Linked DNA regions of Homo sapiens: region 1 is linked to region 2. A link is an interaction called in ENCODE POLR2A ChIA-PET data of the cell type or tissue named here. Cell type or tissue: PC-9. All regions are shown on one strand.

Region 1 (8,000 bases), 140 kb after region 2:
TTGATCTCAAACTTCCAGCCTCTGGAACTGTGAGAAATAAATTTCCGTCGTCTATAAGCCGCCAGTTTATGGTATTTTGTTACAGCAGCCTAAGGTAAGACTCTTACCCCTTTTGGAAATTAACTACGTTTGTGCCTTGGGATTTTGGTGGGATCAGTCAAGGTGCATGTGTACATACACATGTACATACACACACTCACGAGCCAAAAGGTGGGCACACAATCCAAGCCAGGCCAACCAGACTTTGCCACAGAGTGTCAGAAAGCTGGGAAGTAAAGCTGACTCCTGCTGAAGGGGTGGTTCTTCTATCTGTGGCCTGATTGTTCAACCCTTCCTGTGTAAGCTCCCCAGACCCTTGTAATGAATATCTGTTTTACTGGCTTTACTGGCGTTATCTGGTTCTACTGGCTTTAGCCAGTGTCTATGTCTGCCACTTGAGTTCAAAACAAAACAATAAAATGACCCGAATGGGTATATTTCTACTTTATAATCTTCACACATAGCAGTCCACACAAATAAAAAGAATTTCTACAACACTCCCAGAAGGTAGAGGGAATTATTACAAAGTAAATGTAGAGGGAATTATTACAAAGTACTGAGGGAACTTATGGGGAAGGAGCCAAAAAATGAAGATTTGTCTCAAATTCCTGTGACATCCACCAGTTCCATTTCCAGGAATTTATTCTAAGGAAATAAACAAGCAGTGAAAGATGTATGTGCTAGGTCATTGGCCACAGAGTTATTTATAAAAATAAAATATAGAAATAATCTAGATAATTATGGGTAGTAGCAGTCATTAAAAATGTAATGAAGGCTTGTATGCATTAATACGAAAAGATGTTCTAATATACTTTTAAGTAAAAACGTGATTATAAAACAACCTAACACTTCCATTTTTACAAATACATTTCTATATATGTAAGTATGCATACAAAAAATCTAGAAGTGAATATATAAAAATATTGGTAGTTGCTATCTGAATGGTGAGTTTATGAGTGATTTTTATTTTTCTCATTATATTTCTCAGAAATTTCCAAATTCTTTGCAAAGAGGTCTTAGTAATATGTAATCAGAAATAATCAATGAATCAAGTAACGTTCTTGAAGGATTTTTAATAATGTAAAATGTAAAAATGTTACATTGTAAAAAAGGATAAAGTGCTATTTTTAGCATCATCTTTTAATTATATAAAAATATTCAGTGTTTTAGAAGAAAATACATCAGTATATTAATGTGCTTTTCTCTGAGAGGTTGGCTTATTAAAGATTCTAAGATTTTTATAAATAAACAGTATACCTACATATATATGTATATATATATAAAATTTACCTAAACATCAACAAATTGAAATAAATAATATTTAAATCCAGATACCAATATGAACCCTGTTATTGCATAGGACCAGAGAATGAATTGATAATACATTAAAATTCAACCCCTTTCTATTAGGAAACTTCATCTGATTGAGGAAGATGATGATAAGAAGAATCAGAGAGAAAGGTGATCAGATCCAGTTTGGGATCCAATGTGGGGTTAACCCTAAAAAGAATTGAACTTGGCCTCTTTTTTTCTCCCCAACCCTTCTGCTAGGGCCAATATGATTCATGTCCAGTTATCCTTCTATCTCCCTTAATTATTATTATCATTAATTTGCTCCTACTGAAACTAGAATATCATTGGACAACAGTAGCCATGTCAAACCTTTATAAGGGTGCCAACCCTTCCGTTTTTCTAAGTTGACTTATTGGGTAGAAATAACTGTTTACTGAATGTCTACCATATGCACAGCTTTGTAAGAAAAAGGAAAAATTATAAAATATGGTTAGGCAAAAAAATTAAACAATAGTTTAACAGTGACATAACAATTCAAAGTCATTCCAGGATAGTACACCACCACACCAGAGGCAGGATGACAGTAGCAAGTGTATGGGTTTAAGAGGCAGATCAGCCTCTACCACTGTTTTGTTGATGTGTGACTTTGACATATGTTATAGACCCAGTGAGAATTGGTTTTCTCATCTGTATACTGGAGATAATAATAACTACCTGTGGTGTTCGGCCTCCATGATAGTTTCTAGTGATCTTGCCTTCTGGTATTCACACTTCCCGTAGTCATCTCCTGCATTGAATAGAGCTAATATGACAACAAATAGGATATTGTAGGAATTATACAGTATAATTTTCTAGGGTGAGGTCATGAGAGACCTTGTGGTTTCCACCTTGCTCTTTGCTCTGTCTTGGATCACTGGTTTTGGGAATGTCAGCTGCCATGTCATAAGGACACTCACTTAGCCTTATGGTGAAAACTACATGGCGAAGAACTGGGTCCTCTCACCAACATCCAGTGTCAACTTGCCATGCATGTGAGTGAGCCATCTTGGAGGCAGATCTTTAGCCCCTTCCACACCTTCAGATGACTGCAGCCCTAGCCAGCATCATGACTGCCATGCCACAAAACCTGAGCCAGAACCACTTGGTAAGCCACTTCTGATTTCCTGACCCACAGAAACTGAGATAATCACTGGTGATTGTTTTAAGCCACTACATTTTGGGGGATAATTTGTTATGCAGCAATAGCTAACTAATACTCTAGATTATGATGTATTAGTGTTATTTATTTGCTTTATCTGCTGCTCCAACATCAGACAATTGAGAGTGCAGGGTCTGGGACAGCATCTTTGGGAAAGAGAAGGGATGCCGAGAGTTATAGACAGAGGTGCAATTTGTATATGAGGGTGCATAAGGATAGCCCTGGTGGGAAGATTTGGTTTTCTCTGTAAGCAGGAAGCATGATATAGCTGCTAGAGGAAATGACAAGTAATAGAGAAAACAAAAACAGGGTTAGACAGCATGAACGTATAGTGATCTGAGCTGCAGGGTTCTTTTCTTTCTCCATCAATTCTCTGTGATCTAGGGGTAAAAGGATTAAAATAAACAGCAACTGGGGAAAGACCAAGTGAAAAGTTCGATGACCAAGAGCATTGGCAGGGAGGACTGATGCCCATGGTTGTAACATGTGAATTTCTTCTACCTGAACACTGATTTATACTGTGAAATTACCAATATTTGGTACAAAAAAATGTCAATTTCATATAGTTCAACCCATATTCATTCTAAAGAGTAAATCTACATCTTCCTGGAGGAGTTTGGGTGGTTGAGATCACTGATGAGGAAGAAGCAAGTTTCTTAAGAAAGCCCATCTTGAGAAAAACCCCTACAGATTAAAGTGAGTTTTCCCAATGCCTGGAACAAGTAAACTTTTTTTTTTTTTTTTTTGAGATGGAGTCTTGCTCCGTAGCCAGGTGGGAGTGCAGTGGCGTGATCTCGGCTTAGTGCAACCTCCGCCTCCTGGGTTCAAGCGATTCCCCTGCCTCAACCTCCTGAGTAGCTGGGACTACAGGTGCGCACCACCATGCCCAGCTAATTTTTTGTATTTTAGTAGAGACGGGGTTTCACCATGTTGGCCAGGATGGTCTCGATCTCCTGACCTCAGGTGATCCGCCTGCCTCGGCCTCCCAAAGTGCTGGGATTACAGGCATGAGCCACCGCGCCCGGCCCACATAAACTCTTAAAAATTTTAAAAATAGATATACATGCACGTAATTCAAAAAAGGAAGATACAGAAACATAAAAGAAGATAAGTAAGTCTCCATCTGCACTAATTGTTTTCAGCCGCAAGCAATAGAAACCTCATACCTGACTGGTAGGGAAATGTATTCACTCTCTTACCAGAGATGCGAGATGGGGTTCAGTTAGTTGATTTAGCAGCTTCACCGTATTATCAAGGACACAGATTCTTTCTGTTTTTCTACTCTGCTCTCTACTGCCTGGGCTTCAGCCTAAGGCTAATTTATTTCACAGTTGTCAAATGGAAACAGTTGGGCTTCATCCTTCCTTATTTGTGTCCAACTGACTTTCTGTGAATTTGTCCTTAGAGTAAGAAAGCAAATTCTAGAACCTTCCAGCAAACCTCTCCTCTGCTCTCCTCTCATTCACTGGACAGAATTGGGTCACATATCTCTTCTTTAACAAATCACTGTCAGGGGAAAGGAATCATACCTGTAACAATCAGAGCCATCCCTGGCTAAAAAGTCCATTTTCCAAATGCATTTGTGTAGAATGGATGTGGTTGAGTCACTCACAATGTTCATCACCTTGACCCACACCTGCTGCACGTGCTCTTTCACAAAAGCAAACACTATTCTCAATCTCTAGTGCATCCTTCTGAAGATGCATGTTCATTTAGATGCATTCTCTTCCCTTTTTACAGAAGTGGTAGTGCAGCATACATGTTGTCTTACACATTGTTTTTTTTTTCATAGTATACACTATTGGTAAATGTTTAATGAATAAATGCTAAGTTCAGAAACATATATTTTGTAAGCCAGGTGGCTTTTATCCTAATTATGTATTTTCTTGTTTGCCTTTTGTACTCCACTAGCATTAAGCTTTTTTAAGTTCCAGCAATTTCAGTTTTGCTAAGGGGAAAACAAGGAAGAGTCTTTGTGTGGACTGGGGCCAGGGTATTAAAGGGGATCAGCAGATCCTGAGTGCCAATATAGTAGTGGCAGCAGACAGAAGAGAATCCCAAGGGGTATGTAAAATAATATAATAACAACAATAATAGTGCCTCCTATGTACTAGATTGTGCTAAACATATATTCAGTAAGAACCAAGTTGGGGCCGGGCGCAGTGGCTCACACCTGTAAACTCAGCACTTTGGGAGGCCGAGGCGGGCGGATCATGAGGTCAGGAGATTGAGACCATCCTGGCTAACACAGTGAAACCCTGTCTCTACTAAAAATACAAAAAATTAGCCGGGCGTGGTGGCAGGCGCCTATAGTCTCAGCTACTCGGGAGGCTGAGGCACGAGAATGGCATGAACCCGGGAGGTGGAGCTGGCAGTGAGCTGAGTGGGCAACAGAGTGAGACTCCGTCTCACAAAAAAAAAAAAGAAAAAAAAAGAAAAAAAGAACCAAGTTGGGTCTCCTTGGTTGGCTGTCTCTTCACAACTAATGATTCTCCTTCAAATGCTAGACCTTATGATTTGTAGTGTTTTCACAATGGAGGTGATTCTCTTAGCCTTTGTGAGTGAAACTCCAAGAGCTATATTAAGAAAGATATGAGTGCTGAGGAGGCAACATAGCTTGTTGAGAGATGTGGGTGGTGTAGGGTAACAAACTTGGGCTTGAATCCTAGCTCTACCACTTATTAATTTCACAGTGTAATTAGACATTGGATAACGTGGATGATTTTGTTTTGTTTTGTTTTTTGTAGAGATGGGTCCTTGCTATGTTGCCCAGGCTGGTCTCAAACACCTGGCCTCAAGCCATCCTCCTGCCTTGACCTCCCAAAGTGGATAATATTCTTATTGTCTCTGTGCTTTAGTATCCTCATCAAGAAATGGAGAAATGCCAGAGGATTGCTGTGATGATTAAATGAGAGATGCATACAAAATACTTTGCATGGTGCCTGAGACAGAAAAGCATTCAACAAATCTAAGCAAAAGTTTGATGGCATGTGATAACTTGTAGAGAAAGAGGTCCACTCTTACAGGTTTTGATATCACAAAAACAATATTAGTACAGCAATTTAAGATTTTTTTATTGATGTTTAACCTGTATACAACCATACCCATTTTAAGTGTACAGACAAATGAATTTTGACAAATTCATTCACTCATCTAATCATCACTATAACCATGATACAGATTTTTATCACTCCAAAAGTCCATCCTGTGCTCTTTTCAAGTCCATCCTCCTCATCTGATACCCCAAGCCACCATTGTTTTGCTTTCTGTAACTACAGTTTTGTGTTTTTAGAATTTCATATATGTTGAATCATACCATTTGTAATTTTGGGGTCTGACGTCTTTCACTCAGAATAATGTATTTGAGATTTATCTACATTTTGCATGTATCCATGGTTTATTTTATACCAAAGCAGGGTTCTATTATGTAAATATAGGTACCACAATTTGTTTGTCAGTTAACCTGTTGTTGAACTCTTGGGCTGTTTCATTTTTTGGCTGCTATGCATAAAGCTGCTATGAATGCTTTTTTGTGGACTCATTATTTCTGTCGTGTAACTATTTTTTAGTGTAAATGTAGAGTCATATGGTAAATATATGTTTAACTACATAAGAAACTGCCAATCTGTTTTCCAAAGTGCTTGTACATTTTGCATTTTCACCAACTGCAATGGTTTGGATGTGGTCTGTCCCTACTGGAATGCATATTGAAATTTTATCCCCAGTGTGGTGGTGTTGGGAGGTAGGCTAGTGGAAGGTGTTTGGGTGAGGGAGATGGATCCCTCAAGAATAGATGAATGCCCTCCTACAGAGGTGAGTAGTTCTTGCTCTGAGAGAATGAATTAGTTCCCATGATAGCAAGTTGTTAAAAATGAGTTTGGCTTCCTTGGCTTCTCTCTCTTGCATCCTCTCTCACAATGTGATCTTTACACACACTCTCTCTTTCTGCTTTCTGTCATGAGTTGAAGCAACATGAGGCCTTCATCAGATGCAGCTGCCCAATCTTGACTCTTCTAGTCACCACAATCATAAGCCCAATAAACCTCTTTTTTAAAGTAAAATATCCAGCCTCAGGTATTCTGTTATACCAACACTAAACAAAGACAGCAACAAGGCATCAGAGTTCCAGTACTCCACATCTTCCCGAACAACTGGAATCATCAGTCTTTCTAATTTTCACCATTCTACTAGGAGGCATACAATTGTACTTTAATTTGCATTTCTCTGATGACTAATGATGTTGACCACCATTTCACATGCATTTGGCCAAACATGTATCTTCTTTTATTATGTGTATGTTCACATATTTTGTCATTATTATTTTTTGCAAATAGTGTAGGTATTTTTCCCCAGTCTGTGGCTTACCTTTTTAGTTTCTTAGTGGTGTATTTTGAGGAGCAAAAATTTGAAGTTTGATAATATCCAGTTGGTTAGTGCTTTCTGTGTCTCCTCTACAAAACTGTTGCCTAACCCACAGTCATGAAGAGTTTTTCTTTGTTTTCTTCTAAACAAAGCTTTACTGTTTACACTTAGGTTTATGATCCATTGGATTCAATCTTGTGTATAGGTGAAATAAGGTTTGAGGTTCTTTTCTTCTATATGGATATCCAATAGTCCCAGTATGATTAGTTGAAAAGATTGTCCTTTCCCATAGAATTATCTTGGCACTTGTGCCAACAATCAATTGACCATATGTGTCTATATGTAGACTTTCCATATGCTCTCCCACTGGACTATATGATTGTATGTTGGCCGATTCCATGTCTTGATTATTGTAGCTTTTTAGTTAAGTATTGAAATTGCACAGTGTAAGTTATCCAACTTTGTTCTTTTTCAAAATTGTTTTGGCTAGCTAGCATAGGTCTTTTGTGTTTTCACATACATTTTACAATCAGATTGTTAATTTCTATTTTTAAAAAAAGCTTGCTTGGATTTCAATTGGGATTATATTGAATCTGTAGATCAATTTAGGGAGAATTACATATTAACAATATTGAGTCTTTCAATCCATGATCATGGTATATTTCTCCATTACTTTAGGCTTCCTTTAATTTCTCTCAACACAGTTTTATAGGTTTTTAGAGTACAGATCTTACACATATTTTGATAAACTTATCTCTATTTTGTTTTTGATATTGTTGTACAATAATTGTTTATATGGTTATTTCATTATAATAATGATCCTATGAGGTAAATATGAGCTTAATTTATTAGTTAACAAATGCAGCTCAAAGAGATCAAAAGGTTGGCTTAATATCATATGATTGGCTAATCCCATTTCTGGAAATGTATCTTGCAGATATACTTTCACATGTTAAAAATGACTAGTACAAGGTTATTATTGCGGCATGGTTTATCATGATAAAAGACTGAAAAAACCTTGAGTGTATCCATGAGACTTTATCAGTGATATAGCCTTAGAAACAGTAGGCAGCTGTATAAATGAATGAAGAAGGTAACTATGTATCTA
Region 2 (8,000 bases):
ATCCAAGATTTAGAACCCAGTTATTCATATACATGCTCTCTTCTAATCACTAAAAGGTCTTAAAAGACATAAGTTTCCTATTTCCTTTCTAAAAACCTACACTCTTCTCTCCTCTTTCCCACTGTAAAAACGAAGCAAGAAAAAAAAAAAATTCGCAAACTGGACAGCCCTCAGAATTACAGATTTGGAGCAACTCGAGCAATGCAACGTGGGCAGAGCAAATTTATGGACAGAAAAAGGAAGGTGACATATAGAAAACGGAAGTGAGGTACAGAAACAGCCAGACTGGTTACAGCTCAGCCTTTGCCTTATTTGGACACAATTTGAACAGTTGGCCGCCTGTGAGTGGACCCTATTCTTCTGCCTCAGGATTGGCTAAGACTCAGCTCTTATTACATACTCCTAAATCAGGTTCATAGTTTGTCTACCTACCAAGGTAGCTTACGGTTTATCCATAAGGACTCAACTATGTGAGTACAGAGACTTTCTCAGGCCAGATTTTAGTTTGATTTAACAAGGGTAAGCTCATTAAATGCTTGTTGAAGTTACAAATATTAGCTATTTGCACCTACTGTGCTTGAGTTACAGTTCTTTTCCTAAGTACCGTACAGGTCTAGACAAAAAGAAAGCAGCTAGGTATCTAAGAGATTAAAAAGACCTAGATGAGAGAATGTACAATTCCACAGGGCAGCAAAAATAAACTTTACTTGGTTTACATTTGCCCAACTGCATATGGCCCCATCTCTTAGCTTTCACACTGTATATAATTCTGTACAGGGATAGAACCAAGTTTTCCCCTTTTTGTTCACTCATTGCCTCTCATTGCATCATGAACAAATGCATTGCATCATGAACAATGCCTCTCATTGTTCACTCATTTGTTCACTCATTGCATCATGAACAATAGTGCCTGAGATGCTTACTTCAGAATTGAGACAGGCAATTGGGCCAAAACCTGTTGAACCTCAGTGAATATAAAACATGAGTGGCAGAAAAGAGCAAAGGAAGGGAGGAAGGAAGGAGGGAAGGAGGGAAGGAAGAAAGACAAAAGAAAGAGCATCCAAATAGAAAGAAGTCATATTATCCTTATTTGCTGGTGATAAAATCTTATATTTGGAAAAACCTAAAGACTCCACCAAAAAACTATTAGAGCTGATAAATTCAGTCAAGTTGAAGGATACAAAATCTACACAAATCAGTAGCATTTCCATATGTCAACACTGAACTATCTGAAAAAGAAATCAAGAAAGTAATCTCACAATAGGTACACATAAAATAGGAATTAATCAAAAAATGAAACATCTCTATGATGAAAACTATAAAACACTGATGCAAGAAATTGAAGAGGACACAAAAACATTGAAAGACATTCCATGTTCATGGACTAGATCAATATTGTTAAAATGTCCATACTACCCAAAGCACTCTAGAGAGTCACTGCAATCTCTATAAAAATACCATTGACATTCTTCATAGAAATAGAAAAAAAAAATTCTAAAATGTATATGCAACCACAAAAGATCCAAAAGAGCCAAAGCTATTCTGAACAAAAAGAATGAAACTGGAGGAACATTACCTGACTTCAAATTGTGCTACACAGTTATTATAACCAAAACAGCACAGTATTGGCATGAAAACAGACCCATAGACCAATGGAGCAGAATGGAGAACCCAGAAATAAATTCATACATCTACAGTGAATTCATTTTCAACAAAGGTGCCAAGAACATACATTGGGGAAAGGACAATCTCTTCAATAAATGGTGCTGGGGAAACTGGATATCCATATGTAGAAGAATGAAACTAGACCCCATGTCACTATATACAAAAATCAAATCAAAATGGATTAAATAGTTAAATCTAAGACCTCGAACTATGAAACTACTACAAGAAAACAATGGGAAAACGCTCCAGGACATTGGACTGGGCAAAGGTTTCTTGAGTAATATCCCTCAAGCACAGGCAACCAAAACATGAGCGGGACTTTTAGGGTGCACTACTCTCAACACCTGAGAAGCAAAACTATGAAAATAAAAGCAAAAATTCCCCCGACCCAACCCCTCCTGGTCTCCTAGTCATTCTTCAAGTTCTGAGTCAATTTATGCCTATGATTTTAAAACACAGGTTTTGTAGCCAGACGGACTACATTCAGACCCAGATTCACTATTATCCTTTGCCTTAGTTTGATAATCTGTAAAATGGGGCTAATCTCTCTCGAGGCTATGCTGAGGATCAGATGACTGCCAAATATAAAGTATTTATATGGTGCACCGTATAAATACTTTGCACCAACCTTATATATCTTAAGCACCTCGTCAATGGGTGCTGTCATCATATTTGCCAAGAGTTATCCCAGGTGGGAGTGATAGAGCAGTGAACAAAACAGACACAGCCGCTGGCCTCCTCCAGGTGCACACAGCCTTCCAAAAATAATATTAATTAAATAAAGCATTGTAACAACACTGACTTAAACTCCTCTGGTCGGGACTGCCCTGTGACTATGTCTGGAATATGTCTAAATTAGCACCCACAACTGTTTTATAAGTCTTCAAAGCCTGTCTCCTCCCAGGCCTTGAACCCCTGGGCACAGAGACCAGCGGCTGATCCCTACCTTTGGGCGCTCGCCCCTGCACTGTGCCTGGCCCTCAGCAGGCCCTACCGACTGTCCTTGCTGACAACAGGAGGAGGGCTGTTGGCGGCACTGACAAATCAAGCGGGTGTCGGACCTCAGCGCCTAGAGGGAGTGCTCTGTCTCCCTCCTTTCCGCCCGGTCTCAGTCTCCCGCCCGGATTCCCTCCCACCGGCAGTAGCCAACAGCCTGTCCCAGCCTTGACCCCATCCATTCTCTCAGCTTACTCTCAGGGTCCGAAACGTGAAAAGGCCAGCAGCTTAGCAAGGTCTCCGACCTCTGTTCCACTCGCCCTCGCCCTCCTTGCTGCTGCGCCTAAAAGCAATCCCAGGCCCACCGCGCCCGCCCACGCTGGCTTCCCCCAGACACCCCCGGCTGCGATTCCCCTACCAGACTTGGCAGTTCCCCAGGGTGTTCGCATTAGCGCCAAGGGGAAACATTCGTTGTTAATTACGTTGCTTCTTAATGATGAGCGTCTGCCGGGCGGCTCCTCTCAGAAGAAAGGCAAAGTGTTCGGAATCGCAACATTTCTGGCCCTGAGCTCTGGAAGGATCGAGCTCCGCTACGGGCCCAGGGCTGAGAAAACGCGCGACCCCGGGGGTCCGTCCACCTCTTCAGGGAACCCACACATTCCACAGATCTCTGTGAAACAGAAAAAGTGTTCCTTCTGAAGACCAAGGGCGTCCCTACAAGATAGATTCTGTCCTCTTCCCTTTGGCTTCTTGGTGAGGGCGACCCTCTCTGCTGAGAGCGCTTCCCTCCAGCTCGCCACGGAGGACGCTGTGTAGCAAAGAAAGGTCCCTCTTCACTTGTGTGAGTTTGCTAACAGTGCACGCAAGGCTTCTCGGGTGAAAGAGGCCTGAGCCACTTCTTTTGAAGCCCTAAATGTATTTTTTAAATGAAGACATGCCAAACAGCTACAAAAAGTTGTAATTGTGCTGTATTTTAAAGCTCCGCCTTGATTACCAGTGTTGTTTACACGCATGCAACTGTAATGACTGCCTGCATAAGCTCATCTGGAGATAAGGCCTAAAGGCCGTATGTGAGGCCCCTGATGGACATGAGGCCAGGATCAAATAGCTCTTCTCCTCTCCCCTCTGAGACGAGCTCTGTGACTGCAAATACACAGGGAGGGGAGGGGAAGTGGCCTGAGAGAGGCGGCGGGAGGAGAATTAACCCTACAACAGAGACAGTGAGGTTTAAAAAAAATAAGTGGACTTGAGAACTGGGTTCATATTGGGTGCCGGTGAGGATACTTCACCTCCTTCTTGCCTCATTACCCATCTGTAAGCTAAGGAATGTTGAAAGAGGCTTTGTTCTCCAAAAAAGATAAAAACAGTTCTAAGGAGAAAAGAGGCCATGGGCCGGGAAGCAAGAATGCATTGCTAAGAGCACCCTGAAGATGTTTCTTTCCTCCTTCTTGCCTCCCTCCTCCTCCCTGAGATGGAATCAAAATGCTTTAACAGGCAGTTGACGAAGAACACGATTCATCCCAACCAAGTGGAGAGTTTTTCTTGTGTTTGATATTTATTAAAATCTTGGAATTCCACACTTCATCCATTTTTCCCATGGCTTCCCTTCATGCATAAACAGCAAAAAGGATGCTGCTTGTTACATAAACTTGTCAGGCTGCAAAAGCCCAACATTCTGTTTTCTCCCTAAGTGGGGTGCGGGAGGAAGCGTGTGTTTATTATGTATTACAAAGAGCTTTGCACTACCTAAAATCAAAGTAATTAGGTAGTGCGAGTCAAAAATAGTTTTGAAATGTTATAAATAAAGTGACAAAACACTTCTTTAGATTTCTGAGAAATGCATTCCTGACAATATTGCTCCTGCTCTCTCTGCATTTGCTATTAGAAAAGAAAGGCCTTCTTTCTCAGTCTATCTTTGCACCATCACCTGGACACCCTCCGAGATGAGTCACAGGCAGAGGAAATTATCGTGATTGCATATTGTTTAGTCTCTAAACTTCAGCTGCTTCCTGGGCAACCCAGTTGCCTGCAATTTAACCTGCCTGGATGGATGAGCTCATTAATGAGCCGCCCCACAGGCTTTCTCGATTGGCTCTTCTCCAGACCCTAGTTCTCTTTCTTCACCCAGTGGTCACTGGTTCACCAGCCTTCCTTGTGTGATGAAGTAAGTCCTCATCCCACTCTCACTGCGCTCCTCCCTCCTTCTGGAGGAGACCTTAGAAAGGGTGGCAGGAGCAGTCATTTCAAGCATCCAGTGGAGCCTGCACTTTTCACAAAGGCCACCCTTTCTCCAGGATGCTACCAACTTCTCAATGCCCTCCTCCCGGGTTCCTTGGGAGGGAGGGGAATCAAGTCAGCAATTCTTCTTTCTTCCTCCTTTCTTCGCCAAGAGGCTGCTTCCCCATCGTGGGTCAGCGCCAGCCTAGTAGGGAACCCTGAATTCCTCTCATTGTTTTCCCCCTTACAGAGAAGCAGAGTGGCCCCAGACGGTGGGAAGCCCTCCTAGGAGTCTCATTGAGGACTCTCACAGCTACCAGTTGGGGATTGGGGGTGAGGGGTGGGGACAGATGGAAAGCCTTGGGTTTTAATGTTTATATAAGAAACAGCAATTCAGGCTCTCCCTCGCCCATGTGTCCTGTGGTGAGTGTGTCTCTAGGGAAAATCCTGGTATTTGCTTTCCGGTTTAAAAAAATTTAATTATCAAGATCCTGACTTTTTGTGCCTTGGCTTCCTGCTTTCTAAGAAAGCCAAAAGCACTTGGATTAAATAAAATTAAGTCCAGACTTCCTTTTGTGGACCCCAAGAGAACACTGCTCCTCTCCTCTCGGCCAGGTCTCTTCGCAGTGTGCTCCACCCTATCTTTATCTCTTATTTTTTCCTTTTTGCTTCCCTTCCTGCCTTTCCAACCACCTTATTTAATTGGCTTCTGGGTCTTTTTTTTTTCTTTTTCCATTTTTGCCACTCTTGAACCCAATTTTATCCTTGACGCTATTTCAATCAGCTTCAGCCAGGAGCTAGTAGTGAAGAAAATCTTGGCCAAAATTGAGAAGTGCTGCTTGTTTTTAACCTAACCTCTATCAGAGTCTTCTAGCGGTCAAGAGCACCTCAAGCCACTTCTTTTTACAGAGGATCCCGGAACCGCTTTTTAAAAAAAATTTTGATAAATGCCAAAAAGTCACACAAACTGTAGAATATCTTAGGTGTTTACACTAAAAAATTGTCCCTTAACACACACTCACAAAACAATGTAACTAAAGATGTCATGTAAGTCTAAATATGAAGCTCCTTGTGAATTTGGGACCCCAGTCAAAACCTCTGATGTCCATTTCCCCCTGAAGAACCTTGTGGCCCACATATTGCTCTTCTTGTCTTGGCTCAACTAGCTACTGGGGAATTTGAGCAGCAGGGCAGTACTGATTCCTCTGTTGCCAGTCCTCTCCCCTGCCTGGGCAGTCTGAGACCCCCTCTCCCCCAGTAGGGCACTCAGTTGAAAACGGTGGCTTTCTACCTTCAGGTGTCCACCGATGACCAGATGGTGATTGTTAATAACGTTATTCTTTTAAAACCATGACTGGTTTTCCAACCCCACACACGAGGGTGTTTTTAAATTAATTGATTTTTAACTCTGTTTTTAAATGAATAAAAGTGTTTTAGAATTAGCATCATTTGAAAGAACAGCAGATCCAATTGTTGGAACTGAGTGATAGGTACTCAGGAATCACTGTGCTGGACTCTCTACTTTCATGTATGTTAGACATTTCCATAACAAAAATAAAATATAAGTAAGATGCTCTTGGATCTAAATTTACTCTAAATACTAGCATTAAGAATAAAATGTTCTGGACTGGGTGCTGTGGCTCACTCCTGTAATCCCAGCACTTTGGGAGGCCGAGGTGGGTGGATCAATTGAGGTCAACAGTTTGAGACTAACCTGGCCAACATGGAGAAACCCTATCTCTACTGAAAAAAAAAAAAATCCCAAAGAATTAGCCAGGTGTGGTGGTGCACACCTGTAATCCCAACTACTGAGGAGGCTGACGCAGGAGAATCGCTTGAACCCAGGAGGTGGAGGTTGCAGTGAGTAGAGATTGTGCCACTGCACTGCAGCCTGGACAACAGTGAGACTGCATCTCAAAATAAAATGTTCTGAATTAATTTCTCTTTGTAAGTTGAGAGAAAAACCTTTACCACTATTTCCTAAATAAAACTTTTGTCTGGCTTTCTGGGGGTATGTTTGTGTGTGTGTTTGAGGTTTGTTTAGCACAATCTGAGATATAGGATCCAGATGATGATGATTTTGAGACAGTGTCTCGCTCTGCTGCCCAAGGTGGAATGCAGCGGCATAATCACGGCTCATTGCAGCCTCAGCCTCCTGGGTAGCTGAGACCACAGTTTTGTGCCACCATGCCTGGCTAATTTTTTTTTTTTTTTTTTTGAGACAGGGTCTCCATATGTTGGCCAGGCTGGTCTCAAACTCCAGGACTCAAGCAATCCTCCTGCCTCAGCTTCCCCAAGTGCTACAGGCATGAGACACCATGCTGGGCTAGCGAGACCCATTTTATTATTAAACTATGTTTTTTTAATGTTAAAAATATTATAATTGTTTTAAAGAAGTTGACTTCATTGAAAAACATTTATTAAGACTTACTAAATGTGAAGCTGTAACAAATAAGATGTAAGAAAAATAATTATAGACTTACTGGTACATTTGGAGTAGCACTGTTAAGTAGCAAGAAAAGCTCAGGAGAGCAGACTCCAATCAGAGGAAGAGGCAATAGGAACGGTTTTTCAGAGAAGCTGGCCTTTAAGCTACGCCTTGAAGGATAAGAGAAATTTCACCAGACTAGACAAGTAGGAGGAGGTGGAGTTATTCCAAGGAGGAATGGTGAGAGTTCAGGCCCCAAGATAAGTGTCTAGCATATTTGAAGTTTGCTAAGCACAGCTGTGTGTACGTGCAGGATGTGCATTTGCCTGGGAGAATGCTGGGGGCAGTGGAAAGACCAAGATGAAGGCAAAGTTCTGAATGTGTCTCCCCAAATTCCTATGTTGAAACAATCCCCAATGTGAGACTATTAACAGGCAGCCTTTTGGGAAGTCAGGCTCAGTTCTCATGAATGGGATGAGTGCCTTTATAAAAGAAGCTGAAGGCAGCTCATTTACCCCTTCCACCATGTGAGGATGTAGCAACCAGGCACTATCTATAAGGCAGAGAACAAACCCTTACCAGTCACCAAATCTGCTTCCACCTTGATCTTGGACTTTCCAGCCCTCAGAACTGTGAGCTATAAATTTCTGTTTATCAGTTACCCAGTCTACAGTGTTTTTGTTATAGCAGCACAAACAGACTAATACACTGTATTAATCTGTTTTCACACTGCTATAATGAAATACCTGAGACT

Evidence for each region. Peaks named below come from ENCODE experiments on the same cell type or tissue, not always from the same donor. Only the 100,000 strongest peaks of a DNase experiment are listed, where the experiment ranks them.
Region 1: POLR2A ChIA-PET joins it to region 2 with 21 read pairs; 6 of 35 experiments call an interaction of 5 or more read pairs at or near these places.

The regions. Positions count from the first base shown.
Region 1 is chr4:76,934,253-76,942,252 of GRCh38, forward strand. The region is part of intron 1 of LOC105377294 (a long non-coding RNA gene); the gene reads right to left. Among named protein-coding and RNA genes, the nearest start is that of SEPTIN11, 11 kb to the right of the region's middle. In PC-9, no CTCF peak of the experiment used is centred here; no DNase peak of the experiment used is centred here.
Region 2 is chr4:76,799,038-76,807,037 of GRCh38, forward strand. SHROOM3-AS1 (SHROOM3 antisense RNA 1) reads right to left here and starts at 3,426. Exons shown (of 3, transcript NR_187405.1): 1 at 3,020-3,426. RefSeq lists an enhancer at 2,211-3,001. In PC-9, no CTCF peak of the experiment used is centred here; a DNase peak (open chromatin) is centred at 4,714; H3K27ac peaks cover 1,268 bases.